2 separate regions of the Homo sapiens genome follow, and region 2 is linked to region 1. A link is a loop called in an ENCODE intact Hi-C map of the cell type or tissue named here. Cell type or tissue: adrenal gland. All regions are shown on one strand. Region 1 overlaps MVB12B (multivesicular body subunit 12B). Region 2 overlaps MVB12B (multivesicular body subunit 12B).

Region 1 (8,000 bases):
TCCTTTGCAGTCCCTTTCTCTTGGGATATTTCCCACAGCCTGTGAGTTCCATGTCTTATTCATTGCTCTATCACCCAGCACTGTGGAGCTTCTCCTTGGCTGTGCACTCTCCAGTCTCAGTCCCAGCCTGAACCAATTAAATGAGAACCTGAGGATAGGGAATGGGAAAGCTGTGCTTCTACAAGCTCTCCGGGGCATTCTTCCTGCAGCCAGCCTGGGCACCCACTGGCCCCTGACAGGCCCACATCCAGCCTGGCTGCACTGAGTTAGATCTAAATCTGGAACTCCCTGGAAGTGCTGCAGTCCCTTCCCCCGTCCTCTGTAAGTGGCTCACCCCTGGGGTCATGGTGTGTGTCCTGTATGGAGGAATCAGTGACCCCAGACCCCGGGCTTTCACTGGAAGGGGTCTGACAGCTCTGCTGTTCCCCCGCCCCTTTATGTGCCCCTGCCCCTTTATGTGGCCCCACCCCTTTATGTGCCCTCTCCCCTTTATGTGCCCTCCTTAATCCAGTGAAACTTGGCAATTTTGAGAGGATAGGAATTTTGTTTGTTTATCCTTCCCCCATTCATTCATAATCCATTTATTGAGCACCCACCATAAGCTGGGCATTGTGGTGGACATAACACACCTTTGAGTAACTTACGGTCTGCTAGGGAAAGCATGTTCTAGCCTTCTGAGAGGAAAGGCTGTGTGTGTATGTGTATGTGTGCACGAGTGCATGTGTGCACATACGTGTGCTAAGACTACGTGCTTGCATGATGTCAGGATTCTGAGTGGTGGCACCTGTCTGACTGGGAAATTGGAGAAAGTTTGAGGGGAATGGAAGATGTGACCCTGGTGTTTTGTTTTGTTTTTTTTTGAGACAGACTCTCACTCTGTCACCCAGGCTAGAGTGCAGTGGTGCAATCTTGGCTCACTGCAACCTCCGCCACCCAGGTTCAAGTGATTCTTCTGCCTCAGCCTCCCGAGTAGGTGGGACTACAGGTGCGTGCCACCATGCCTGGCTAATTTTTGTATTTTTAGTAAAGACAGGATTTCACCATATGGGCCAGGCTGGTCTCGAACTCCTGACCTTGTGATCTGTCCGCCTCGGACTCCCAAGGTGCTGGGATTACAGGCGTGAGCCACTGCGCCTGGCCATGACCCTGGTTTTATTTATTTACTTATTTATTTTTTTGAGATGAGGTCTGGCTCTGTCACCCAGCCTGGAGTGCAGTGGCACCATCTCAGCTCACTGCAACCTCCACCTCCTGGGTTTAAGCGATTCTTGTGCCTCACCCTCTCGAGTAGCTGGGATTACAGGCACCACCACCACACCCAGCTAATTTTTGTATTTTTAGTAGAGATGCGGTTTTGCCATGTTGGCCAGGCTGGTCTCAAACTCCTGACCTCAAGTGATCTGCCCACCTTGGCCTCAGAGTGCTGGGATTACAGGCGTGAGCCACCATGCCCGTGTGTGACCCTGGTTTTAAATGGTGGGGTGGGTATCTGCAGGGGAGGAACCTGGTGCCCTTGGGTGAACTGTCAAGAGGAAGGAGGGGGAGACTGGAGGGCTGATTCTGAGGCTTTTCTCCATGGAAGATTACCTTTAGGTTCATTCCATCCATCCATCCATCCATCCATCCATCCATCCATCCATCCATTCGTTCATCAAATACCTGATGAATACCTGCTCTCTTGTACTTAAATTTTGGACTGTAGACCAGCTGTTTTAGTGTCAGCTGGGAGCTGTTACAAATGCATGTTCTTAGACCAGCTCAGGCCTACTGCATCAGTATCTCAGGGGGTGGGGTTCAGGAATGTCCGTTTTAACGACCTCTTCTGGTGATTTTTGCACATGCTAAAGTTGGATAACTCCCACTCCAGAATGTGGACTTTCCGTCTCATTACTGTAGCCTCAGTGCTTAGCCCAAGTGGCTCCGTAGTCATCTGTGGACTCACTGTTCACGCGCCAGGCCCTCTTAGAGACCGGGAATGTAGGAGGATGCTTCAGGGGGAAGATGGCAAGGTCAGCTGAATTTGAGGTATTCCTGAGCCATGTGGGCAAAGACGCGAGACAGATACCTCTGAGTCTCAGGAGAAAAGCCTGGGTTTGAGGTATTTTGGAAGTCATTAGCATATGGGTAGAATGATTAGATGACCAAATATATGAAAAAAAATTCTCAAGACCCATGTGAAAGTCAGAGAGGGGTGTGGTGGCCTGGCTGGCCTGAAGACAGGTGTTCTGATGATTCTGGCAGGGGCCCCCATTTGCCTGGCACTGAAATTATATTAGTATCTTTACTGTATGAGCACCGTGCCCATCAGGGCAAGCTGTGACTCCTGTCACCAAACACTCAGGAACCATTGCTTTTGGGGCCTCCAGGATGGTTTCATTTGTAGGCATCTGCCTTCTGTTGGGGTCCTTTTTTTCTCCTTCTCTACAGGGGACAATATGGCACCACCCAGCAAAACCTGATGGGAGTGGACATGGACTACCCTCATTTGCAGTAATCATGGGCAAGCAGGTGGTACCCACAGTGTACTGGAGAATGCCCTACCCTCGAGTAATGTTCCCTGGTTTGTGCAGAGTCAGGCCTGTATGGGGCAGGGCTTTGGCCAGGGCTGTGCTGTAGAACTTGATCCTGAATTTATTTTTGGAAAGTGAATCCTGGAACCTACCATTGCACCATAAGGGCTGCAGCAATCTGAACCCTAGTCCTGCCTCATGGGGTTTATGCAAAATCTGTTTGGTAATCAAATGGTTAATAGAAATTTAAGCATAAGGCAGATTGAATACACACGTGCATACACTGGATTCTTCTGTTGGGGGGGAAAGGAAGTGCTCACAATTGTTAGTTCCCGAGCTGGAAAATTCTTTGCGATCTAGGAGAGCTTAGAAAAATATTTGCCTTAGTTGCCCAACAACTTAGCAGCCCTCCTAGCAGCTAGTGACTTGTTGCCACCTGACTATGTCCAGCAGCATTTGTCAGAGTGATTTGACTCTGGCTGGTCACCAGGTAATCTGTCCAAAGTTCAGAAGGTGTCAGGATGCTATCCTGAGGCTCCACAGTGACAGCCTCTCAGTCTGTGCACTGTCCCCCACGGGTGGCCCCAAAGCCAGCTGCCCATTTAACTGGGCACAGCATGGACACTGGCCTCAGCTCTCAGCCTTCTGAGGAGGTAGGTCTCTGCAACTTTCTGTAAGGAGGTGGCTGGGTTTGTGTGTGTGGTGTGCATTGGTGAGGCCTGGCCACAGGTTCCCTCCTTGGGGACAGGCAGTCCCTTGCCTGTCCTTCTGTCCCTTGCTTGCGATTTGCCAGCAGAAAGGTGTCAGTAATCCCGGGGCACCAGAGGTGGGCATGTATTCCTACAGACCATCGCTGCCAATGGGAAACAGGCAAAGACCCTTTCTATGAAGGCCGGAGCAGCAGCTTTTACTGGGGGACAACCCATTTCCAGCAGCTACCTGCTCTTGTGGCGTTTCCTACGGCGAATGAAATGTTTATTCTTCTTCCTTCCTCAGCCCTGTAAGCTGGTATATGTGAGCAGGCAGTTTTTTGTCTTTGGTGCCCTTGACTTTGGATTTCAAGCAAGCTGATCACAAGTTTGCCCTTCTGTAGGGATGTAATTAAGCCACTGGTTTTGTCATTTCAATTACAGTAGCCCAATTTAGCCTGCCCCCCGTTAATACTTTGAAATTACTCTCCTCAAAAGTTGTATGCCAGTCATGCCTTCAGCCCTGAGCAGCAGCGCTGGCTGGCGCCGCTTCTGAGCTGGCCTCACCATGGCAGGAGGCCGAGATGGTGGGAGGCTGGAACGTGGGCCCACTGCCCAGGGCACCTGCTTTGAAGGCAGCGCCCCCTGCCCCCTGCAGTTGTTGCTCCCTGAAAGCACTTTAAACTCCTCGGCCCACACCCCGCTGCTGGAAGAGCCTTGGTGGAGAGAGGTCTGAGCTTTGTTAGTTGGGTTTTGATTTCAGTACAGGAGTTGATAAAACGAGATAAACCCCAGGCTCAGGAGGGCCATGGAAATTAAACAGAGATGATATCAAAGTTCCCCTGAGTTTTCAACTGTGATACAGTAGCTCTGTTTTCTCCCAGACTGGGGCCGGGAGGCACACCTTTGATTCCGAAACAATGTTCAGCATCAGTTAAGCCCAGCACTGCTGACTTTCAGGGATTAAACACACTGTTGTAGTAATTCTTTGATCAGCTACAAGGGAGCAGTGTGCCGTCTGTATGAAGGGTCTTTATAGTTAAAGTTCATTTCTCCGTGAACCCGGGATGACAACCTTGGCTAGGTGCTGCAGTACCGGGAGCTGGGGCCTCCCCAAGCGCTATCTGCAGCACTGCAGGCAGAAGCTGGAAGCAGGCTTGCTCCTGGCTTTGTTGTGTGGTTTGCATGGTGCTCTTTGAGCATGGCATGGTGGAAAAAATCCTTCTAGCTTGGAAAACACTTCACCTTAACCCTCCCCAGCTTTCCCATTCCGTACACTTGTGGGCGCACATACATGTTTGTGTGTGCACGCACACACACACACACACACACACACACTACTATCCTGCCTTGCCGAGGGAGCCTCTCGGGGCAGACAACACTGCCTGAACTGAGGCTCTGCAGCCCCCAGCCTTGGAAATTATCTCACAGAGGCTGTATGCCCGCTTAGGGGAGAGGTCAGAATGGAACCATCTGGACCTGATGACCTGCGAGGTGAAAGTAAGAGGACCTGCTCAAGGTCCAGTCTGAGTCCCTGGCATCCTACCACCTTTATTCCTTACCCAGCATGTATTGAGAATAGACTTAGATTGGCCCAATCCTATAGTTCTGAAAAATTTCAACATTTGTCTTGTCATCCAAAACACTGGGTCAGCTTTGGGGGTTCCCTATAGAGAACTTCCTCGCAGCCACAGCTGGGATGGCACAAGTTTCCCCATTTTGCTTCCCCCTCCTCCTGATTGGCCCTGCAACTTCCAGTTGGTAATGGAGCCCCTCTGAGCTGTCGATCCTGCTCGCACCGTGCCATAGATCAACCTATTCCCTCCTGTGCGGTGCTTGGATCTCCCTCATTAGGCCTAAATTTACCTCCATCCTACACAAACATGGCCTTAGCTCATTTTTATTGTTGTAAATTATTTATGAGGGGAATGTTGAATCTTGAAACTGAGGTGTGAGGAAAATTAATCCCGTGTTACTTTTATCCTTCTGTACTTTTTCCCCCTTGCTTGACTTATTGAGCTGTGGCTAGAGAAAGAAAAGCTTTGGCATTTTAAAATATAATTAGTGTTGAAACTGCTTTCTCAATTGGATGGGATATTGGTGCCTCTCTGCCTAGTACAATAGAAAACAGACCAGACCTAGGGAGGAAGACCAGCCGTCCCATTCCTGGAAGGTGACCCGGCCACCTCCCAGGTTTGATGTGAGCCTCAACTGGGAAGGAGCCTGAGAAAGCTTCTGGAGAGCTGCAAAGCGCTGTCCAAATGCAACAGACCTGTTAGTGTGTTTTGCGGGCAGTTTGGGCTTTGAGATACAGATGGATGCTGGATGAGGAGCTGTTGATACAACCTGGGGTTGTTGCCAGTAGGCCTCCGGATTTGATGTGAGAGGGCCCGCATGAATGGCCTCCTCGAGTCCTTAGCCGCGGGGCCATCCTTCCTGGCTTGAGGCTCCGCGCGGCCTGGGAAATGTGGAGCGCTAGTTAATAAATGGCCTTTTGTTAGGAAGGTCAATTGAAGTGCCGGTAGAGACGCAGTTAAAAGTAATTTGCAGTCAGAAAATATGTAATTCAGGGCAAGCGGCTTTGAGTGATGGCCCCTGCCATGGATATCTTGGGCGTTTCTCATTAAAAGCTGCCTTGGCTGGTGATGGCGCTTCCTGGATGGGTCGACTGCAGCCCGCGCGGCCCGGAGCCATTTGTCCATATTTCACAAAGGCCGCCTCCGTCCGGGGCACAGCAGCTGGGGGGAAGGAGGGAGAACGGCTGGCGTTGGAGATGCTCTGCGCGCAGCTCTGCAGGGCCCTCTGGCAGGCCAGGCCCGGCTCCTTTGTCTGCCTCAGCCGGGGGCCGCCCGCAGCCATCTTTGAACCTTCTCCTGGGCCGCCACAGGGCATTGTGGGAGCAGCATGGCTTCTTCCAGGGCATGGTGACCCTCCTGCTGTTGAGAGCGGACTCCAGGCAGAGGGCCATTGTCATCATCGTACCGGGGAGGATACTGTGACCAGGGGATGTGGCAATGAATCCACCAGCAAATAAGATACTGCTTATTCATGCTTACCCCCACTTCTCTCTCTCCTCCTTTTTCTTTGTCACTTTCTTTTCTCTCTCTCTGATAGTAGAGGCCATACTATCTTAAAAAAAAAAAAAAACTTACCTCACATGTTCTTTATTAAATTCACAGCGTGATATTTTAGCACTGGCAGAATTCGTACATTCTGTTAATGAGTTGTTAATTGCAAAGCATTCTTGGTAACCAACAGCAGGTACCAATATTTTGCAAACTGCAGCAATGTTATTTTCATGTTACCAATACTACGGGATTTTTCAAGTGCTGAGCCCTTTTGATCAATGCCTGCTCTGGATCTGCAGGTGCAGATATTTAATTCTAAACCTTTACTGGGGACATGCACTAAGTAAATATTCACTCAAATATTTACTTAGTGCCTACTGTGTGCAGGAAGCACTAAGCCCTGTGTTTTATGCAGATAAACCTGCCTGGTAAATGAAACTTGAAAACAGAAAATGATGCAGTGATGCAGTGTGGTACCCCCTGCCCTGGCCGTTTAGAAGCTTATTTTCAGAAGAATTAGGTAAAGCATAACTTTGTTAAGCTTTGTTGTAAACAGAAGAGGAGACTGCAGCTGTGCCAGGCACTTCCTAGCCTTGATCGAGGACTCAGCTCCATTGCATTGACAAGTCTGTTTCCGGAGCTTTTTGTGGGTTCCACTGACTTCATGGGAGACTTGCATACAGCATTTTGATTGTTCCTATTTAGAAGGCTGCAGTCATTTTTAATGGCCTCTGCCTTTTCTGATTCTAGGCTAGAAGCAAGAATATTCCTCCTGCCTGCTTAGTGAGGTAGGGTGTTTGGTTTGTATTAGAAGCAGTAACCAGCCTTGAGAGATCTGGCAGACCTGCAGCCAGTGGAGTTTAATTGTTGCAGAAGGAGGTGGAATTTGACTTGCTCTTTTTCACTGCTTGTCCTTTTAAAAGTACTTAGGTTCATTTACATATGGTGTTGCCTCTTTTATTTGCTTTCTGGTGCACTGCCACTCCAGCTGCCCAGACCCAGTGCTCTCTATATTCTACCTTTCTCCTCTGGTCACATCAAGAGGCAGTCAGCAGCAGAATAATAATTCCATTTTCCCTCCCTTTCTCTCAAAGTGCCCAGCAAGAATTATGATCATTGTTAGTATTTGGCTTTGAGTAAGTGCCCACATGACCCGAGGGTAAAACACAACAAAGGGATCTGCCAGTCCCCTATGGAGTGACGCCTATCACATTTCTGACCAGTTACCTGGACTTGTGTGTCCCAAACCCCACCAGTTTTATGTGCTTTTTTTGAGCGCCTACTGTATACCAGGGACCTCTCCAGGCCTTTCATTTACATCCACTGTCTTTGACTCTCTTGGTCCTCACAGCAGCTCTGCAAGGGTCAGTATCATGACCTCCTTTTATAGCTGAGAAAATGAAGGGTCCAGGAGGTTAAATTGCTTACTCAAAGTCACCAGCTAGTCAGTCATGGAGCCTGGACTCCAACACCATTCCTTCACCTGAGCCCAGAACACTTATTTCTGTGTTTGCAACATTCCTTGCTTCTTTGCAAAGCTCTGCGTGCTGAAGGCCTAACCTTGGCTGTGGGTTTGGAAGTCTAGGCCTCCGTAGGAGAGATTGCAAGGGAGAGAGAGGAAAGGTGTTGTTAAGCTTAGCCGTGTCTGACATGTCTTCAGAGCAGCTACTGGTATCTGTTCAGAAATCAAGCAGCTGGATGGCGGAGTTAAGAATGACGTGCTCTTGGGTTTG
Region 2 (8,000 bases), 49 kb after region 1:
CTCTTTTCTCATTAGAATCATTTTTGTCAGGGTGTCTTTAATCAATGGCTTCCCCAGGGACAGTATTTTTAGAAGTTGTGTTTTTCACACCCTCCCTTTTGGAAAATCTCATCCCAGTGCCTAGTGAAATGAGCTAATGAGATGCCGGGAGATCCCAAGCTGGTGTTAATTGGAACAGGCGTGGAAGAAGTGGCCCACGCGCACCTTCAGTTCCTTCCTGCCTTACCTGCAATCCTTTTCTCTGTCTCTCCGGTGTAGGTTGCACAGACAGCAGATGGTGTGGATGCTGACCTCTGGAAAGACGGCTTATTTAAATCCAAGGTTACCAGATACCTGTGTTTCACAAGATCATTTTCCAAAGAAAATGTAAGTCTAGTCGTAGTTTCCATTTGCTGAGTGAGCACAAGTAATTTACATTCCTGTTTGGAATTTCCTCATTTTGTTGTTGTTGTGGTTTATTTTCATTGCCATATTAATTTATCTGTGGTTTTAGTGAACTGGGTAGAATCAGCAGCCAGCACTGTGTTTCATTTATTAACAGTGTTATTAACCACGTACCCAAGTGTACCGTGAATTCCATTAAATTGTGTTCTCAAAAGGAAACCAGGAAATTTCTCTCCCAGCTCTCATTTGCCTACCTTTCCTCCAAGCAACAGATCACAGGGTAGTGCGGCAGTGAGAGTTCTCCAGTGGAGCGGGATTTAATGCTGGCCAGCAAAGGCAGCATGGCTCAGGGAGGGCCCCTGTGACCCCACCCCATGCCCTTGCTTCCACAGTGACGTTTCCTCGCTCTTTGAGTCTCTGTGTGACATATCACATTTCGTTATTTTTGTAGGTAAGTATTGACTCATGTAGATTTCTCTATGCTTTTAAAAAAAAAAACAAATACTTGCACCTGTAAATTAGGAAACTTTAAAGATACCTACTAAGGTTTTTTTTTTAAAAACATCTAATAAGATATTTTAATAGATGGCTTAGAAAGAAAGGAAATAGCTTTGGTGAGTATCTGCTCTGTACAAGGCCTGCCCTGGGCACCTCATTCTGTCCCCAGGTAATCTCTACCAGTGGAAGTTCCTTTCCATTGAAGAAACCGAGATCCAAGAGGGAATATGCTTGTTCAAGGTTACTTCTCTTCCCCAGCCCCAAACAGGGAGCAGTTGGGATTTTCATTTTCAGGGCTAACATTTTATTTTTGGCCATATGTTATTGTCTCTTTGTCATGTAAATTTTTATTTTGGGAAATATTTTTATTTATTTATATAAATTATATTATAAAAGTAATATTTATTTGCAGTTAAAAAAAAAAAACTGAACCCAGACAACAAATATCCTCATTCAACAGCATGAAAGGGGGAGAGCATTAGTCATCCTCTCTGCCACCTGGCCCCGCAGGCCCAGGGTCCCATCACAGGGTCCTGGCGTGTCCCCTTGGTGTTTTCTGAATATCGACCATCATGTGGCTCTCTGGCTTGCACTCTTTTCTGCCACCCATTCCTGTTGTTTGTGGTTAATTCTTTGATACGATAATTATTCTGAACATATACAGGACTGGGAGAAAAGTCATTGCTTTATTTTTTCCCCTAATTACAAGAGCAATATATGCTCCTTGTGAAGTACAGAGTTTATAATGGAGTCAGGGGAAATCTTGACACAAAAGTCTGGAAATCTTTTCAATTCAGGCTTTTGAGTGTATTTTAAATACCAGGAAGGTGGCAGGGCTAAAGAGTGGACAAGGGCACTGAGATCTTATAATGAGTCCCTGCAGGTCCCCCAGCTCACTGAGCAGCCTGAGGTACCCAGGAGTGGGCTGAAGGCTGAGTAGAGGCTTCAGTTAAAAATGAGTAGAGGCCGAAGAGGCTTCAGTTAAAAATGGCCTGAGGACAGCCATGATCTCTGTGATCATTTTTTAATTTTGTTTTCATTGCATTTCCCCCCAGAGACTATGGGGTGTTGGTACCTAGGCTAGCAGAGTCCCTGCATCCCTTGGAGTGGGGACAGTGACAGGCCTGAATGTGACAAAGAGAAGTCACTGGGGCTTGTTAGCATTGGGTGTCATGGGTAAGTGTATTAAAGAAAACACATTGATTTCATCAACATATGTTGAACATTAAAAAGATATTTATTGGGCATGATGGAGGGATGTAAGAAGAGGACAAGGGCAGTGTGAAAAGCCTCTGCCTCACTTTTGAAGCAGAGTAGGAGATAGGTGCGTGGTGCATATTGTTTTTGGAAAAAGAATGAATGGATCCAATAGTGCGATCCAAACGATCGAGTACCAGCAGTTGGCAGGGGCCCACTTGCCAGCCCAGGAGTGGAGGAGGAATCAGAATATTTTAATCTGTTACAGCCAGTCTATGCTGGCCCTGTAGTCCAAACCAAGACTTTGCAGACCATCATTTTTTACAACTGTAAAGGAGGGATGTGGGGTCTCAAGACTGGACAGATTCTTAATTAGCTGACTTGAGACTCCCAATGTAGGAGTTTTGGGAGACTCCTTTGGAACCCAAATTCCTTTCCCCCAATAATGCTATTAATACAGAAATCTGGCTTTGGAGTGACATTGCTTCCTGGGGAAGGATCGAGATTAATTGCACTTTTCATGCCCTGTACTTTCTGCATTACCTGTAATAATAATGTACATAGATTAGGTAGGGAGGATATTAAACAGAAGGATTTATGAACATTTGAATATTAAGTTGGTTATCTGTGGCTACCTTAAATGCAAGGTTGTCAAAAATAATTACAGTATACTAGCAAATACTGGCTACCAGAGACAATATAAATACCCTGAGTCAGTGCATATTGGGCTTTTGGCATGAATCATTTGCTCAACAAGGATTGGGAATACGTTCTTCATATTTATGAGGAGGAAATGAAAGAGAGAACAGATGGGGGAGGGGAGAGGAACAGGCAAAATTAATGGTGTCGCAGACCCACTGTATTAAACCCAGTACAGTGGCAGCCCTGTGTGAGGAGGGACCACAGTTGGGCTGTGGGGAGCTCTGACAGTGCAGCCTCCCATTTTGTATGCATGCAAGGGTTTTTTGATGCTTTGTTTTTAATGGCCACACCACTGATGTTCAGGTTTTATGATCAGGGACATTGGTAGAGTGTGTGGAGGGTGAGGTCACTAAGTGGTTTGCAGTTGACTTCTGTAAAACCCAACTTGTCAAGCAGAAGACATTTGAGAAGGATATTGATGAATGCCCATCCATCTGCGGGGCAGGAAAACATGCCTAGTTGTTAATTTCTCAATGCAGAAAGCAGTGATGACATGGAAAAGCAACTGCCATGAAAAAAAATTATGATAGATTAGACCAGGCGACTCTGAAAGCAGCTGATGTTTGCAAGTTAGGTTAACAGTTCAAACCCTTCCTACACGGTCAGAGATTTATTCCGTGTTCTGAGGGTCCCACTTACCACTAACTAGGCTGCACTGTACATTGTCTTCCCGAGGCCCAGCTACCTGGAATGTCAGAATATCAAATTGTTGGTAAATATGATAGTTCTGAGAGGAAGAAACGGTTTCCTGATGGCAGTGCCGTAAAAACACTGGTCATAGATTACACTTGCTGCTATGACCTTCCTAGTTAAATTCTAATAATTGGTTTCATTTGTGTACTTTTGGTTCATAATATTTATTAGTGTATATCAATACTTTTGATATTTTTAATCATATAGTTTAGATTTGACATCTCAGCAAACTCAACTTGATATATGTGTGTGTGTATATATATATATGAAACGAAGTCTTCCTCTGTCGCCCAGGCTGGAGTGCAGTGGCACAATCTCAGCTCACTGCAGCCTCCACCTCCTGGGTTCAAGCGATTCTCCTGCCTCAGCCTCCCAAGTAGCTGGGACTACAAGCGTCCACCACCACACCCAGCTAATTTTTGTATTTTTTTTAAGTAGAGACAGGGTTTCACCATGTTGCCCAGGCTGGTATCAATCTCCTGACCTCAAGTGATCCACCTGCCTCGGCCTCCCAAAGTGCTTGGATTACAGGCATGAGCCACCATGCCTGGCAGATTTTTTTTTTTTTTTTTTTTGAGACAGAGTCTCACTCTATTGCCCAGGCTGAAGTACAGAGGCATGATCTTGGCTTACTGCAGCCTCAACCTCCCAGGCTCCAACAATCCTCCTACTTCAGCTTCCTGAGTAGCTGGGACTACATGCATGAGTGCCACCACACCCAGCCAATTTTTTTAATTTGTAGAGATGGGGTTTCGCCATGTTTCCCAGGCTGGTCTCAAACTCCTGAACTCAAGCTACCCACGCACTTTGGCCTCCCAAAGTGTTGGGATTACAGGCATGAGCAACAGCGCCCGGCCTCCAGTTCGATTTGTGACTCTGAGTGGCCCGGTTGAAAAATGTGCACCCGAAATTAATTTATTCAGCAAGTAGTTACTGAGCACCTGCTGTGTGGCAAAAACCATGCTAGGCTTGTATTTATAGTAGGAACAGAGATAGTTTTGGTCTTCATGGTTCTTAAACTCTAGAAGCAAGACAGATATTAAACAAATAACCCCATAAATTGATAGGAAGGGAAAAAGAGAGTGCCAAGAGGGAACATAACACAGTTTAGATGATAAGAACTCCCTGCTTGGCTTTCAGAGACGTGACACAGTGCAGGTGGAGGTGGGATCTTGGCTCCCATGTGCAGAGATGGAGGTAGCAGCCCTTCTTCTCTAAGCAAGATGGAACAACAGCCTGAGAAGTTGCTGTCCAGGGCAGAGTGATGGCTGACCAACTAGATGCTTGTCCAAGGATGCTGAACAAGTAAACAGAGAGCATGTTCACACTGGGCTTCGGGGATGAGGCACTTCTGCAAAATGGGCACGTGGAGTGCACTGCTAGTATCCTAACAGGAGAGATTTGGGATTTGAGCCCATCATTCTTTCCTTAACTGGCTCTGACGAGAGAGGGGGAACCAAGCTGCAAATTACTCTGAAGATTTTAATGAAATCTCCAAAGTGGCCCCACATATTTAAGTTGTAGGGTAGATATCTTTAGAGCTCATTTCCAGCTTGAAATGTGGGCTGCAAGTGCTGGCGTGTTTGCAAAGAATTCTCTCTCGCAATTACAGAATGGTGTACTGTCTTAGAAAGATATTTGTACACCAGTTACCGAAACTGCGCACTGTGGACCCCATATACTACCACTAAACAGAAACTTTAGGAGGCCCTTGTGCGTGTCATTTTAGAAGATGTGTAATATTGAGGCAGCAGGGCTTTCACTCTGTATTAGTGTATGATTCTTGGGATTTTGCAGAATGTATCTAGCAACTGAAATGTGTGTCAGTATGCAGACTGGTGATCACTTAGGAGAGTGATTGGTTCCCTGTTAGGTTTAGATGCAGCTCTTTCCTACGAGTGCCTCAGGAATTTGCTCTTCCTAAAACCTCCTGGCCTTGAGATCTGATGCTCAGGGCTGAATGGCAGCCTGGTCCTGGGACCTGTGTGCACAGCTGCCCTCTGCTGGGTTATGTCTAAAGCATCTCCTGGGTTGCTCCTGCCTCACCAAGGCCGTGTCTGAGTTGAGTGGCTTTGAGGTTCCGCAGATGAAACTCCTTCCCAGGGGCCACACGAGTCCCTGCATAACCACTGGGGACCATTAAGTGTCACCTACTCTAATTAACCTGCTGTCATAAAGCTGCACGAGTCATTGTGTTAAATATGCATCTGGAAGCCAAAATGGCAAACCCACCACATGCATGTTCAGATTAATAGTCTGTATCTCTTTTCTTTCTTCCCAAGAGTCATCTGGGGAACGTGTTAGTAGATATGAAGCTCATTGACATCAAGGACACACTGCCTGTGGGCTTCATCCCAATTCAGGAGACGGTGGACACACGTGAGTCATCCTTTAGTAGCACTCATCACAATGAGCGTTTTCTTCCTCCAGGTATATTTGTAGGTGTTTTTCTATGTGCATTTTTCTTCAGAAACACTTTTGGAGGCCTTACTACATGCCCATGAACAAACCCTGCTGCTTTTGATGTGTGTCTGGCTGGGTTCTCCAAGGAGTTTGCAGAGTATTCTGGGTAGCAGCATGTAAATGAGCAGAACGTGCCTTTCTTTTAGAATGGTGCTCCCTGCTGAATCGGCTCACTGGGGAATGGAATGGTGAAACTATACAGTTTGTCTTTAGTCCTTCCTCTGGTGTTGCTGAAGCCAAGCTTGGCATAAGACCCAGAAGGAAGCGGAAAGAAAACAATCAAAAGACGCCCAGAGAACACAAGGCCAATAATGTGCCCATTTGGGGCCCGTTGAGCAAACAAGAAAAGTGAGAATCAAAAAGACTGCAAATTAAAGTTCATAGGTTCGAATTGGACTGAATATTCTGACCACTGAGCAGGTCCAAGCAGAAGTGAATCACTGAGGAATCGGCAGCGTCTTCAGGGTGTTGGAGCCCTTGGAGCTTCTTGACCCACACATGGGTTATTAAATGGTGCTGGAAAACCTCTGGTGATTCGGCTTCCTTGTTTTGGTGTAATTTAACTTACCTTGTTTCATTTTTAATCACTGGTCAGCCAACTTTATGGTATTTACAACAGTGAAGCAATGAATACAAAACAAATACAGAGAATCCTTTCATTACGACTCAGGGTTTATTTATTAAATTCTCTGTCTCATTTTCTGTCTCATACTTTATTCTTTCATAATTAGCCCCACTTTGGTCCCACTGTTTTTTGCTGTTTTCTTGCTAGCACTTCATATGATATGAACTAGAGTTTCTATCTTTACGCAGATCCCCTGCTGTTATTTTCATGAAACCAGCAGACCCCGTTGTATAGCATATTTTTATTTTCCTGATGGTCTCTTCACATTTCAACATTGGATTGCTTTTTGTCATTTATTATTTTATGTATTACCTGATAATCATAACAGCTGATATTTAGTATGCATTTACTGTATGTTCACCCCTGTGATAAATGCTTTACCTCCCTGATTTCATTTAATCTTCAGAAGACCCCTCTTTAGAGATGGACATTATTATACCCATTTCAGATATGAGAAAAATGAAGCACACTCACTCCTTAGGGATTAAAGAACTTAGCCAAGGTCATGCATCTGGAAGTGGAGGAATAACTAGAATGCTCACATACGTCTTACTCCAGCCACACTTTTAACCACGGCGGCACACTGGAAGAGCATGTGTATAAGCACCTTTTACAGATATGTTTTATATTAATGTACAGAGTTTTAAAAAATTAAGCTATAACTCACATACCGTGCAATTCACCTATTTAACATGCACAGTTCAGTGGCTTTTAGTAAATGCAGAGTTGGCAACCATTATGGCACATTATATCACCCCCAAAACCCATTTTCAGGATATCACCCCTGTACCCCTTAGCAATCACTCTCTTATTGCTCTCCAACCCTCACCTCCCCACTCCCCGCCAGCCCTAGGCAACCACTGATCTACTTTCTATGTAGATTTGCCTATTCTGGACATCTCATATAAATGGAATCATACAGCGTGTGGTCTTTTGTGACCAGCTTCTCTCACTTAGCATACTGTTTTCAAGGTTGGCCCACGTTGTAGGATAGATCATTACTTCATTCCTTCTTATCACCAAATAATATAACATTATATGGATATACCACATTTTGGTTATCCATTCAACTGATGGATATCTGAGTTGTTTGTACTTTTTGGCTGTTAGGAATGAGGCTGCTATGAACATTCATGTACAAGTTTTTGTTGGGCTTATGTTTTCGTTTCTGTTGGGTATCTACCTAGTCATGGAATTGCTGGGTCATATGGTAACTTGGTATTTTTGAGGAACTATCAAATGATGTTTCAAAGGAGCTGCACTGTTTTTTATTCCCACCAGCAGTGTCCTTAGATTCCAATTCCTCCACATCTTCACCAGCAATTTGTTATTGTCTGTCTTTTTGATTCTAGTCATCTTAGTGGGTGTGAAATGGAATCTCCTTGTGCTTTCTGTTTGCCCTTCTCTGATGGCAAATGATGTTTAGCATCTTTTTCTG

The links. A loop is a pair of places that touch in the nucleus more often than their neighbours do. Peaks named below come from ENCODE experiments on the same cell type or tissue, not always from the same donor. Only the 100,000 strongest peaks of a DNase experiment are listed, where the experiment ranks them.
Region 2: it touches region 1 in a loop (1.9-fold over the local background); 31 of 110 quality-filtered maps call a loop at or near these places.

What each region holds. Positions count from the first base shown.
Region 1 is chr9:126,332,245-126,340,244 of GRCh38, forward strand. All of the region lies in intron 1 of MVB12B (multivesicular body subunit 12B), which reads left to right. Among named protein-coding and RNA genes, the nearest start is that of MVB12B, 9.4 kb to the left of the region's middle. RefSeq lists a silencer at 2,726-3,020 and enhancers at 3,324-3,825, 3,826-4,325. In adrenal gland, no CTCF peak of the experiment used is centred here; DNase peaks (open chromatin) are centred at 3,307, 4,337, 5,547, 5,647 and 2 weaker places; H3K27ac peaks cover 1,473 bases.
Region 2 is chr9:126,380,806-126,388,805 of GRCh38, forward strand. MVB12B (multivesicular body subunit 12B) reads left to right here. Exons shown (of 10, transcript NM_033446.3): 3 at 259-366; 4 at 5,757-5,853. Among named protein-coding and RNA genes, the nearest start is that of NRON, 26 kb to the right of the region's middle. In adrenal gland, no CTCF peak of the experiment used is centred here; no DNase peak of the experiment used is centred here; H3K27ac peaks cover 764 bases.